Regions from separate parts of the Mus musculus genome. Here region 2 is linked to region 1. A link is a contact called in ENCODE Hi-C or POLR2A ChIA-PET data. All regions are on one chromosome and are shown on one strand. The core of a region is the stretch at or near the end of the contact, and the rest is flanking DNA. Distances in the headings are between cores, read along the strand shown.

What was found. A loop is a pair of places that touch in the nucleus more often than their neighbours do. ChIA-PET counts read pairs that join two places held with the same protein, here RNA polymerase II (POLR2A).
Region 2: a loop to region 1 is called in a map of left cerebral cortex, with 2.0 times the contacts of the local background. The contact joins the promoter of Plekhm3 here to the enhancer-like site in region 1. A Hi-C loop is called at or near these places in 1 of 37 maps with a recorded cell type or tissue (left cerebral cortex). POLR2A ChIA-PET finds 5 or more read pairs at or near these places in 2 of 5 experiments (Patski and embryonic stem cell).

The regions. Positions count from the first base shown.
Region 1 is chr1:64,915,911-64,922,276 of GRCm38, forward strand. Plekhm3 (pleckstrin homology domain containing, family M, member 3) reads right to left here. Exons shown (of 8, transcript NM_001039493.1): 3 at 5,640-6,366. Among named protein-coding and RNA genes, the nearest start is that of Gm51628, 32 kb to the left of the region's middle. Within about 2 kb of position 3,351, at least 3 of the 3 ENCODE cell types and tissues checked have a DNase peak (open chromatin) inside an H3K27ac peak, as active enhancers do; they include left cerebral cortex, where a contact is called at or near this core.
Region 2 is chr1:64,953,443-64,959,808 of GRCm38, forward strand. It overlaps Plekhm3 (pleckstrin homology domain containing, family M, member 3), which reads right to left and starts at 3,382. Exons shown (of 8, transcript NM_001039493.1): 1 at 3,253-3,382. Gm51627 (predicted gene, 51627) reads left to right here and starts at 3,137. Exons shown (of 3, transcript NR_165472.1): 1 at 3,137-3,385.

The DNA.
Region 1 (6,366 bases), core at 2,101-4,600:
ACGAAATGCCATGTGGTATTAGTGAGGTCGATACTGTTTGTTTAACATATTTTGCTTTCCTGGGGGCTTAAAATGATTTGTTTTTGCAGCTGTAACAGAGTTAAATTAGGGATTTATCTTCAGCTTAGCTAGTTGAGCATATATAAGGTGGGGGTGCATTCATTATCTGCCTGGAGGCCTTTGGTTGTCTTCCCAAAGCTTCCAGCATCCTTAAGGTCCTGAGTTACACCAACAAACAGCCAGATCTGATCTTCAAGTAATCAAGTCTGGTTTCTCAGGAACTGAGAGCCACTGAAAAAGGGGTTTGTTTCTGCCTCCAAATCCCCCTCCCCCAACATGTAAATGCTATTGGTATAAGGACATTTTTTTTTCCCTTCAAGCAATTGAGCAAAGAATTTGGGGGGGGGGGGAATCTTAGAGCAAACACAACTTCCAGACAACCATTCCCACACGTTAAAAACAGCAGAAAGCACGTGCAATCCCTTTTCCCCCTTGTTCTATCGACCCCCAGAAGGAACGGGGAGCTGACCCCAAAGATAGATCTCTGCAAAGCCTGTACTAAAAAAGTCTAACTCTTCCTTACCTGCTTGTCTGTGTCTGGGAGCAAAGGGGAGCAGAGAAGTAACCAAGACAGAGAGAGCAAAGGGAGAAGGAAAGAAGCAGTAAGGTGAGGCAAAGGAAAACTGGAATACAGTTCACACAAAAATGAACGGGGCACGCACACAGCAGGGTGCAGGGATGCTCCACATCCCAGGTCCTAACAACAAACTTCTTTTTCAGAGGTTCATTGTCAATCAATTAGCCAAGGCAACAGGGGTCTGTGAGATGGGGGTGCCCAGGGAAACAATGGGCTACCCTGTTGTATTACTATTTAATCACTTTTACTAAATAAATAGAGCAGCCCCGAGGTGCTGTCCTGTCAAGGGAATTTATAACAACAACAAACAACAACAACAACAACACACACACACACACACACAGAGGGAGGAAAAAGCCTTCATTTTCATTGGTCATTACTTTTTTCCTTCAGGACAAGAGAGGGTTATTACTGTAGCCTTAAGTCCCATCTTTGTGCTTCTTGCCTTTGATTCCCATTCGGACCCTGCCACTTTCTGGCACTAATTTGTCAGGCTGAACAAAGAGGGGATTTGTACCTCCTGTAAGGTCTCAATTAGGAATGGCTTCTGCTGTATTATGTGCCATTCAGAAGAGACACAATGCCGGTAATTACAGGAATTTGCACTAAATGGCTGAAGAATTCACAGCAAAACTTTTCCCCCCTTTGAGTTTACCCCTCCCAGGGCTGCAGGGGAAGAAAAAGGAAAGCAACAGCTCTTGATGCCAGAGATGCACAGTCACCAACAGCAGTCCTCAGAGGTTAAACAGCAGCCAGGGAACAGACCATAAAACCGGCAGAGGGAAGCACCGGAGGCAGCCCTAAGCCCACTCTTGGTCCCTTCCCACATTCAACTTCAGTCCCACTCATGAGCACTGCCCTAAGTGGGCCATCCAAATCACACCCAGACTACAGAACAGTCTCACGAGGAACAGTTTTGAAGGTGAGCACTGCATCCCTGTCACACCATATAGTCACAGGCTCTTGAAACTATTGTACTCAATTGCTAGGTTTCTTAATTGCTGGAAACTTAACTGTGTGCCCCAAAACCAAGAAAACGATGTATCTGCTGAGTAGGTACACATGTCAAATTCCTAAAGAAAACAAGCATGTTTTAATCTAATGTACATGGCAGTTATGAAAACCAAATTTAGAAACACTTATGGCCATATACTAGATATTTTAATAAACTGAACAATCACCTTTTAAGCATTAATATTTTTAAATCACAGGTTCCTTATTGTCAAATACAATGCTGAATTCCAGCCTGTGTTTCACTAAAGAAGCACACCTCATTTTCTATCGTAGACGCTTTTGACAGAGGCCATAGAAAAGCATCCCCAAATAACACTTCTGCAGCACCTCGCCCAGCATGCATTGCTCTGCTCAAGAACTTTCTGTGACGTCATGGTCAAACATGAAGTTCATCTGCATTGAGTGCCTTTTTTATAGTCCAGAAATGATCTTCTACAGTCCTACCTGGCTCTACCTACCTCTGACGGCTCGGGGATCTGGAATGTGGCTGTCACATCTGTGAATCTGGTCGTGGCTGCTATTTGGCAGTTACCAATGTTATTATTTAATATCTAACATTCCTAGCTGCCTACAGTCTAATGAGGGAAGGGGTTACGTCCACATTTCTAACACTCTGACCTCAGGCACAGCCATGCACTTGGCAAGCAGAGAATAAGCAAACGAGCACAGGAATGGGTTCTCAGCCGTCAGGAGGTGGGACTGGAGAGCTCAGGGGTCCTCAGGAGACTGGCGTGAACATGGTTAGCTTTCTGGAGAGCTCAGGGGTACCCAGGAGACAGACTTGAACATGGTTAGGCTTCTGTAGCAAGGGCTTGCTAAGCAGCCACGGAGCTGGAAAGGAAGCTATGCAGCTAGCACACACAACTATCCTAAGTCTAAGCATGAGCCAAGAAATATGGAGTTATGGCTCCCCATATAGCTTCAAAACCATAACCTCAGGCATCCTGGTATGGTCATGCTCCATTTTCTCTGTAGGAACTGTTTAAAACTTAAGAGACCTAAGAAGTCTTCACTTAGAGAAAGAATTTAGTGAAACAGGACCAACGGTCCATATTTTATATATGTAAAAGCCAATATTTGTAGCTCCTCTAAATAGCAACCAAATGACAACAGAATTAAGAGCCTACTCAGTGCAACCTTATTCATCCAAAATATTTAATGGGGGAGGGACTAAGTAAACATTAAAAACTTAACAGTCTAAAGAGATACACTAAAGCCATGAAAGTCTGTGAATTTGCTTCTCAATGAGTGCATGAAGTCCAATGTGCTAAACTGACTGGCAGCCTGGAAGGCAGACATGCTAGTTCTCTAGCTGCTTTTCCACCCGGTCTGTGTCATCAGCACACAGTTACAAAAAGCAAAGCAAGTGATTTAAATCACCAATGCTGAGAGAAGCATGGATCCTTAAAAGGGCCATCTGCTATAGCAACCTCTTGGACGACTAACAGCCTCCCACTAATTTAAAAAACATTCAGGTTTGTATAACAAAGCTTTTTCTTTTCTTTTCTTTTTCTTTTTCTTTTGAGACTCTGCCCCCTACAGGACACACAGAATAATTCCCAACCTGAGGCAGAAAAACAATCTTCCTGGTTTAGCACTGGGAACGAAAATGCCTGCAAACCACATATGCTGTAAAGGGAGTGAACTGGTTTTACTCTTGAATGCAGTACACTGTACGTTACACACTTACAAGTTAGCGGTCTCTCTGAGTTAGAAACGCACCTGCACCCCATCGGACTGCCAAGCCGAAGCATGAAGCACCAGCTGCGCAAGCGAGCAACCCAATTCCACTTGTAACCCTGTGCTGAGCTCCCTGCTCTCCGTACTCAGCTACCCCCAACAGTCCAGATTTATCAAGCTCCAAATTTAGACAGCCAAGGGATGCGTCGTGTCACAGGGAACTGGGTGACAGACACTGCCAGAAAGGTCTGCTCTCACCCATTATGTAATACTTTCCCTCTTCTTCGCTTCCTTCTTCGGGCCTCGGCTCCTCGCTTTGCCTTTCCCTGTTTTTCTCTCTCCAAGCTTTAGTTGCACTGGGCCTGCTCTCCAACACTCCCTTTACTCAATGCAATGCAACATATGGGCAATGCATGCTCCTTCAGGAAGCAAACTGAGAGACAGGTGAGAAGTGTTAACTGAGTGGCAGCCTTCACAGCCCACGCAGGGCTTTCTTCATTCTCTTACTATACAGTCTCTTAAGGCAGAGACTCCAGTGACTAACTTGAGAACAAGGCTGGGCTAGTCTCCTATTTTCCAATTACAAGGAATTTATGGACTCTATCAGCAATCTAATGTCACACAAGTAAGTATATTATGAATTCAGGATGCCTATCCTGTAAGCAATTAGTAGAGTATTACTGAATGCCTGAATTCCAAAATATAATAATATAGGCACCAAAAAAACACTGAAATGCTAACAATTTCAAGAATAAGTAAAATAAATAAATGACAAATTAAACAAACCAAAACTACTAAAGGTAGTATTTTCTTATCAAAAACACTTCCAAAAGTAGTTAACTGGTTCAGCACAGGTCTGCTCTTGTCATATATACAGACACACACACATTACCTCCTATGGCTTCTATGCTGGCTCTCAACGTGTTTTTGTTTTCTGAGACAGGTTTTCATGATCAATCCTAGACTGGTCTCAAACTGGCAATCCTCCTGCCTCGAAGCCTTCCCAGTGTTAGAACTACAGGTGGCACATCTGCTTGTGCTGGTATTTCTGGCTCAGAGTTTCCCCTTTTGCCATCCTCACTGCAAAGTTCCTATGCACAGTCACTAAGACCCTCCTTAAAGTCCATTGTTTTCCGATAGAAAGGTGGCCATCGTGACTCTAGTGAATTTAAAATGTAGGTTTTCATTCTGACCATCACCATTTGCTTTTTTCAATGCAGGGCAAGAACAGAGCATAAACTCTTGGCTGGTGGTGAGATCTTTTCACTTTTAAACGCATATTTATAAGTCTACAATGCTTGAATTAAAAATTTCTCCATCAGGCTTCCAATTAAGTCTGTCTTTGTGGTAAGTTATCATCACAAATGAAAGGGAGGTAACTTTAATTTAGCTTAGTAGGTGAACAAATCTGGTTTAGGGGGAGGTCTTTTCTCACCTTTCTCTTCCTATTTCAGTGTTTGTGAGAGGCGAGGAGAATGGGGATAAAGAGGAATAGCACTGTTGAAGAGCTCTGAGTGAGGTCCACTCTGTCAATCTTACAGTGTTCCAGGGACACTGGGCTTCTTCCCCTCCTATCTCAGCAGTCATCTGCTCTTCACCCTCTTTTGGCCATCCCCACGCTGTCCTCAATACTGACTTTATAGAGTCTACTGGAACAAGATTTGACAAGGTCATGATCAATTTCAGCTGCTAGCTAGGAACAACATTTGCCTTGCCTAAGGAATGTCAGTAGTTAGCTGGGATGCAAAGTTCTGTCATGAAACAATCTGTGACATGCACAGTTACAGTGATCATTATTCAAGAAGGCAGAGGAGATAGAATCCTGCTGACTCAGGAGGCCTAAATCCCATCCTGGCCAGGCATTGGCCAAGTCATTGTGATTCACTGAGGTAAGCATAGCTGCTTCTGTTTACATTACCAAAGGGCATTAGGATGGATAGATTTTGTTCGGTTTGGTTTATTTTTGAAAAAAGGCCTCACACTGTAACACAGTAGCCCTGACAGACCTGATACTTGATACGTAGCCCACACTAGCTTCCAACCTAACTTAGCCCCCTGTGCACTACTTAGATTTTATTTTATTTTATTTATTTATTTTATCTCACTTCACAGCCCTAGCTGACCTGGCACCCAGCATATTTTTAATGCAGTAAGTACACTTCTTAGAGAAGAGATGCTTTTGATATACAGACAATTGTAACACCAACATCTACATTGTTGAATGAGAAGGGTTAAAGGTGAAATGCCACATAGGGCTTGGGGAAGGAAGCTCCAGCATGAGCATCAGGCTAGATGAAATGTTTCATACCTGCACATTTGAAACTCTGAGCAGTGAGTCCTCGCTCCAAAGACAGCGTGGTCAGGATGCTCAGGAAGCTGGTGGTCACAGACTGGCGTTTGTTCTTCCGCAGCTCGCGGCCATCTAGCTGATCCTTGGGCTTGTTCCGCAGTGTGACTTGCAGGTTTTGCTCAGAACTCCTTGCAGCGTTGGCTGCTGTCTTCAGAGCCTCCATCCATTCCTGAGCCCTCTGTCGGGTCTCAGCCCGGAGGCGGAGGACATCCTGGGGAAAAATGACTTGAAAGCAAGAGTCACAACCATCCAGGTTGTCTATCTGCACAGCCAGACACACATCCACATTGTAGCTCAACAGGGGATCTTCGTCTAGCTTGCCGGGGTGGAAAGCCATAAGATAGGCCTTGCTCAGCACAAATGTAAAGGCCTTCCAGTTGTTTTGGACAGTCAGTCTGTAGAGTGTCCCTGATTTGAGGATATTTTGGTACTGTTTGGGGCTATCCAAGACAGGGGAGGCCAGCAGCCCACTGGATTTCTTCTGTAAACAGTGGTTCTGTGCACAGTCACCATGATGGATGAGTCCTGGAGAGTTTGCCATCTCACCCTGCCGTCCCATGTAATTGGGTACAGCAGCATGCACGACTTCCCAGAGCTTCTGCCCCCAGTCCAATGCCTCCCATGGAGACTCTGCCTTTAGCTGCAGTTGAGAATTGTCATAGAGAACAGTGTCTACCATCCTAGC
Region 2 (6,366 bases), core at 2,132-4,631, 38 kb after region 1:
CTTTTGATGGCACCATAATGTGACTGCTCCCCTGTTACTGGGCATCTATAATATTGCCAGTCTGTTCTTTACAAAGGCACACTCAGCATCATGATGAACGTAACTGTTCTCACAAGTTCCTTTGGACTTCTAAAGGAAGAATTGCTAAGTCAAAGGGTAGGAGCACTGCTGAGACATTTTACACACTCAGTCACTGTTTTTCAGAAAGGCTGCACTGTCTGCCTCTCGTGGCATTTGAGAACGTCTGCTCCATGACACACTGCTTGACGTGACAATTAAAGCTCTTTGAGAGCTAGAGTGCTTTGGGAGCTGGAAAAGTCTTGCCTGTTGTTTCCATGTTCGCGCCTTTGATTAACAGAAAGAACTCAAGTTAATATATTAGCTATTTGATTCCAGTTCCCTCCTATGGCTATATGGGAAGTCCCACAGTAATGAGCTTGCAAAGGGTTCATTTTGCCTCACAGTTTCTGAGCTTTCACTTTATGACCAGCTGGTCCCATTGTATTGGGGACTGTGGCAGGGCCACACCAGGGTCCGTGTGCGCAGCAGAGCAAAAGCCCTTCAGTTATGAGGCACCAAGCAAAATGACAGAACAGAAGGACCCAGAGCCCCACAACCCCCTTGGGTTGACCTCTTGACTTCTAGTGCTCATAAGTCCCATCCTTTCAAAATGCCTCTAAAGAGACCGAGGCTTTAACACAGAGGCCTTGAGAATATTCCATAATAATAGTGTGCTTAAGTTTTTTGTCCATTTTCTGCTAGATTCTATTTTACTTTTCTATTATGACACAACAAATTTTTACACTAAGTTGCTTTTTAAAAATACTTCTTATCTCATAGTCACTAAGGTGTTGGCTCAGGTGGGCTGGACTCTTATCTAGAAATTCTGGTAAATAGTCCAAATTCAAAGTCATCTGGATTGTTGACAAAAATCCTGGTTTTGGTAACTTCCTGTTGGTTGTCAGCCAGGGGGCCACTCTTGGTAGTTTTACACCTTCCAAATTCCTCAAGGCTACCTAGAGTCCTCAGCAATGATATCGTCCATCTTCAAATCAGCTACAGTATGTTGAGTCTTCTTGATTTCCCAGTCATAGAAAGCTCTACACTTTTATGGGAACTCTTCAATTAGATCCACCTTGACAACCTCTCCACTCTAATCTCAAGTGTGTCATGTACTATAACATACATAGTCAGGTAGACATGACTTCTGTGATGGTTGTGAGGATTAGAGGAAAACACAAAAACAAAGTTAGCAGAAGGTCGTGATGGAGCTATGCCTGTCCCAGAGTCTTGGGTGTCAAATTAACAATGTGTCTGCAGGTTTTCTGATAAACCTCCAGTGCGTGAATCTACCAAATAAAACACCACAAGCCATCGTACTGTCACAGCACTAAAGGCAAGCGTGAGTGAGGCTGCTGTGTGGCAATAAAGAATTCTGAGCATATAATGTTGTGAACACTGATACCTGAGCCATTTTAATTGTGGCAAAATACTCAAAACATAAAATTTACCATGGTAACCACTAAGCCAAGCATTGTCATGCAGCCCAACCCCCACTGGTCTTTCATCTTGCAGTCCACCCATTCAACAAGAACTTCCCCCTCATGCCGGGCGTGGTGGCACACGCCTTTAATCCCAGCACTTGGGAGGCAGAGGCAGGCGGATTTCTGACTTTGAGGCCAGCCTGGTCTACAAAGTGAGTTCCAGGACAGCCAGGGCTATACAGAGAAACCCTGTCTCGAAAAACCAAAAAAAAAAAACAAAACAAACAAAAACAAACAAACAAACAAACAAAAAAAAGAACTCCCCCCTCCACGCCTTCCCGAACACTTGACAATTATTCATCTGCTTTTCAGTAGTGGAATATTTTAATTTGATATACTCATCAAACACTTATTCTAGGTACTGTTCCAGGGGCTTTAAAAACATCAAGTGGCACATGCCTTTAATTCCAGCAGAGGCAGGTGGATCTCTGTGAATTCAAGACCAGCCTAATCTACATAGCAATTTCCAGGCTAAACAGGGTTACATAGAGAGACTCTCTCAAAAAAAACATACATATTTAATAACTCATTGAATCTTTGATGAGGTGGCTATTATTCCCATTCTACAGATTAGGAAACAGCTAAATTGAGTAAACTTTCCAGGATGACGAAATGAGAAAGTGACCAAACAAGAATTTAAGCTGAAGTAAGCTTTCAGGATCTTGCCAGAACAATAGCATTGTTAAAGTACTTACTATAAAGACAAACACACAAGTTATTGATGTTATTTCTTGGTACATGACATTTACACACTTCGTGTCAATTTAACCTAATACTTGACTCCTAGTGAAGTTAGATTATGTTACCAAGGTAACACATGTATATTGACCTTTTAAAGACCTCATTTTTGCTATGGTATTTCTTTAAGTAAATGAAATAAAAACTACTTGGTGTTTTAAGCAACCACTTATAACGTGTACTATTCTATAATGCTGTATAAGTACAAGTCACAATTTATTATGATTTGTTGAAAATATTTTACAGGAAAAACCCAGAAGTTTCTTTCTAGTTCCATGGATCAAAGAAAAAAAGGGGAGGAACTAAATAACATTTACAATAATATATCTCAATCTTTTTAACCTGTAAAGGCGCCTTGCTTTGCAAACTATACATATAAGCCCAGCCTCTATTTGTCTTCTGAAATCAGAATTTTTTTTCCAGCTTAAGGGCCTGAGGACTCCTTATCTTGTTTTGTTTGTTTTGTTTTTGTTTTCTAGCTTAATAAGCTTTTCATACAAGACCAATCTATCATTAGTCCTGTACTGTCATTTACTATACATTCAAAATGGGCTCAGTCAATAGAAAGAACAAACGTAGCGTTTCTCTGGGGCTAAAAGCTCTACTGGGGTTTGGTTTCTATGATCGCTGGGGAGGGGTTACTAAAAACAACGCAGAAACAGGATCACCTTATTCAACTACTTTCTAATTTGCGTTACTTGATTCACAAAAAATAAACACCAGGTCATGTCTTCCTCCTCACTTAGCCACCCACAAATGAAGTGCTATCCCCAGCGCGAAATACAACAGAAAGCGGTGCGTGGGAAGAACCCCGGCGACCCCGGGGAGCTCCGGGGATGCGTCATCCCGTCCCCCTCCCCGCCCAAGGCCGCCGTGAGGAGGATGCTCACCGCGGCTCTGGTCCCTTCTCCCCTGCGGCCTGCAGCCGACCCCCGGCAGGACCCCGACCCGGGCAGCCCGCCCTCCTCACCGCCAGCGACTGCGCTCCAGCTGCCGACCATCCCGGCCCGGCTCTGTTTACAAGCGGCTTCTCGCGGTCCCACGCCCAAAAGCTTCCCCGCGGCAGCCCGGCAACAGGATCCGATTACACAGAGTTCCAGCCGGTGAGGACCGGTCCCTCCTACGGGAGGAGCAGGCGGTCGGGCGGGGCCTGACCTCCTTATCTTATTGTTTGCTTTACAGCCTTTATCCCAGGCTTGGTCCCTTCCACGTTCTTCCCAAGACCGAGGATGTTTGCAGTTAAAACTGTCACTTGGAACCTACCAGGGCAGGGCCAGCTAGCAGCAGTTGCTAAGAATAAGAGAATTTCTCAGAAATAATGCTTTCCAAACATAGGAATGAACTGCTTGTCATCTTTGGATAGGTGCACGAACTGCTTTTCATCTTTAGTTAGGTTCACGGTTTTAAAGGATGTGGTTGAGGGGAAATGTCTCTAACCTGGCTGTGGATTCCTAGTCTAGCAGCTAGGGCTTAGGGAAGGGCAAGAAGTCACCTCTCCTGAGGTCTGCTGGTAACCAGCCACTTTGCAAAGACGTGCAGTTCCGGTTGGATGAATCTTCCTTTCAGTTTTCAGTCTTAATTTGCCATCACAGCATACTTCTTAGTCGGTTTTTTTTTTTTTTTTTTTTTTCAATTAAGCTTAGTAAGAGAGGGGCGGGGGCGGGGTAGCACACACTTTTAATCCCAGCACTGGCACTGAGGAGGCACAGGCAAGTGAACCTGTGTGAGTTTGAAGCCAACCTGGTCTACACAGAGAGTTCCGGGCCAACCAGAGCTACAGGCTTTGTCTCAAAAGCAAAAGCAAGCCAAGCAGTGGTGTCACAAACCTTTAATCCCAGCACTCAGGAGGCAGAAGCAGGTGGATCTCTGTGAGTCTGAGCCCCTCCACCCTTGTCTACAGAGTGAGTTCCAAAACAAAACAACAACAAAAGCAAACAAAGCACAAACAAACGCGTGTAAGTCAATGACCAGTATCCATATTCTGTTTAAAAATGGAGAGAATTAGGACTCAACAGGATATATAATATTTTTTTTGAAAGTCAAATCTTTAAAAAGTACAGAATCAAATTGTGATTGGTTGAATAGATTTGGCTCCCATAGACTCATGTTTCAATGCTTGGCCATAAGGAATGGCACTATCAGAGGTGTGACCTTATTGGAGTAGGTACATTCTTGTTGGAGGAAGTGACTGCTACTTAAGCCGGCTTTGAGATTGCTGTATACTAAGGTATAGGTATATTAAGCTCTGCCCAGTATGGAATCAGAGCCTCCTCCCAGCTGCCTGAAGTAGACTGTCTCCTTCTGGTTGTCTTGGCATCTAGATGTCGAACTCTTGGGTCTTCCAGCACTTGCCTGTACACTGCAAAGTTCCTGCCATAATAATAATGGACTGAACTTTTGAAGCTGTTAAGCCAGCCCCCAATTAAATGTTTGTCTTTATGAGAGTTGCCTTGGGCCGGGCGTGGTGGCACACACCTTTAATCCCAGTACTTGGGAGACAGAGGCAGGCGGATTTCTGAGTTCGAGGTCAGCATTTCTGAGTTCGAGGTCAGCCTGGTCTACAAAGTGAGTTCCAGGACAGCCAGGGCTATACAGAGAAACCCTGTCTTGAAAAAAACCAAAAAAAAAAAAAAAAAAAAAAAAAAAAAAAGAGTTGCCTTGGTCATGGTATCTCTTCACAGCAATGAAAATTCTGACTAGGACAGAAGTAGAGATATGTTTGTCTAACTAAAACACAAATTCATAACATATAGCTTCCCAAATATTTACTATATAAAATTCCAAATATAGTCCGTAGTCAGGAGACTAAAAGACACTGAAACAAGAAACACAATAAAGTAGTTACGATTTTTACCCTTGTTTAAAAAAAGATGATTCCAGCATCATCTGTACTGGAACTTCATTACTGAAAGCAAATTCAGAGTGTAACAACTTAGATTTAAGAAAACAAACCCAAACATTTATTGTCTTTAAATCTATGTTTGTGAAATGACTGAATTTACTTCTGATCACTAACACAGGAATCCAATAATTCCATCTGAGAAGCTGTTGACTTCTGGGCTAGTCAACATCTGGGAATATTTTGTTCTTTTAAATTCAAAATAGTTACATTCACATCAGCACTCAAAAGGCAGTCAGCTGCTGCCTTTGTCACTATGTTAATAGACTGTGTTTTTAGAGAAGTTTTAGGTTCTCAGAAGAGTCCTCACAGACTTCTTGCCACTGCATATGAACCACCTCCCTACATCCGAGCATCCTGCATCACAATAGGACATTCATTATCATCTATGAACCTCTGCAGGTGAATGGTTAGTTTACAATTTGCATTAGGGTCACTATGTTTACCTACGTTTTATGCTATCATCCAGAAAGGCTTCTCTTTGAGCAATCAGAAACATTTTTTTTTTTTTTTTTTTTTTTTTTTTTTGGTTTTTCAAGACAGTGTTTCTCTGTATAGTCTTGGCTGTCCTGGAACTCACTTTGTAGACCAGGCTGGCCTTGAACTCAGAAATCCACCTGTCTCTGCCTCCCAAGTGCTGGGATTAAAGGCGTGCGCCACCATGCCCCGCAATCAGAAACATTTTAATAGAGAATAGAAATGCCTAGGTTCATCTAATATAACCATTGTCCACAGCTACTTTCTTATTTAAAGACTTGTAGTGGCCTTCCATATACTAGCAGGGAGAGTTCAGACTGCATACCTCTCTACCCACTGCCATTTACTTGGAGATAGATGCTTCGTTTTCCCTTTAGTTGGCACTCATACTCACTTAGGAAGCTTGTGCCTACCTCCAAATCACAATGTAAGTATGTAGGAAATGCTAAGCACATCCTACTCTCTATGGTATCTTCCTCTCGGTCATGGTGGTTGATCCAAGGACGGGCATTTGTGTAAGTTACTTTGCTATGGGCAGATATATGACAAAAAGTAATTTTAGAGGGAAAAGGGTTTGTTTGGTCCTGTAGTTCAAGGGAATACAGTCTAGACTGGCAGGGAAGAATGAGAGAGACAGCCACATTGTATATGCAGTAAGTGAGAGAGAGGACAGTAAATGGGGCTGGGCCAAGAAACCTTAAGACCCAC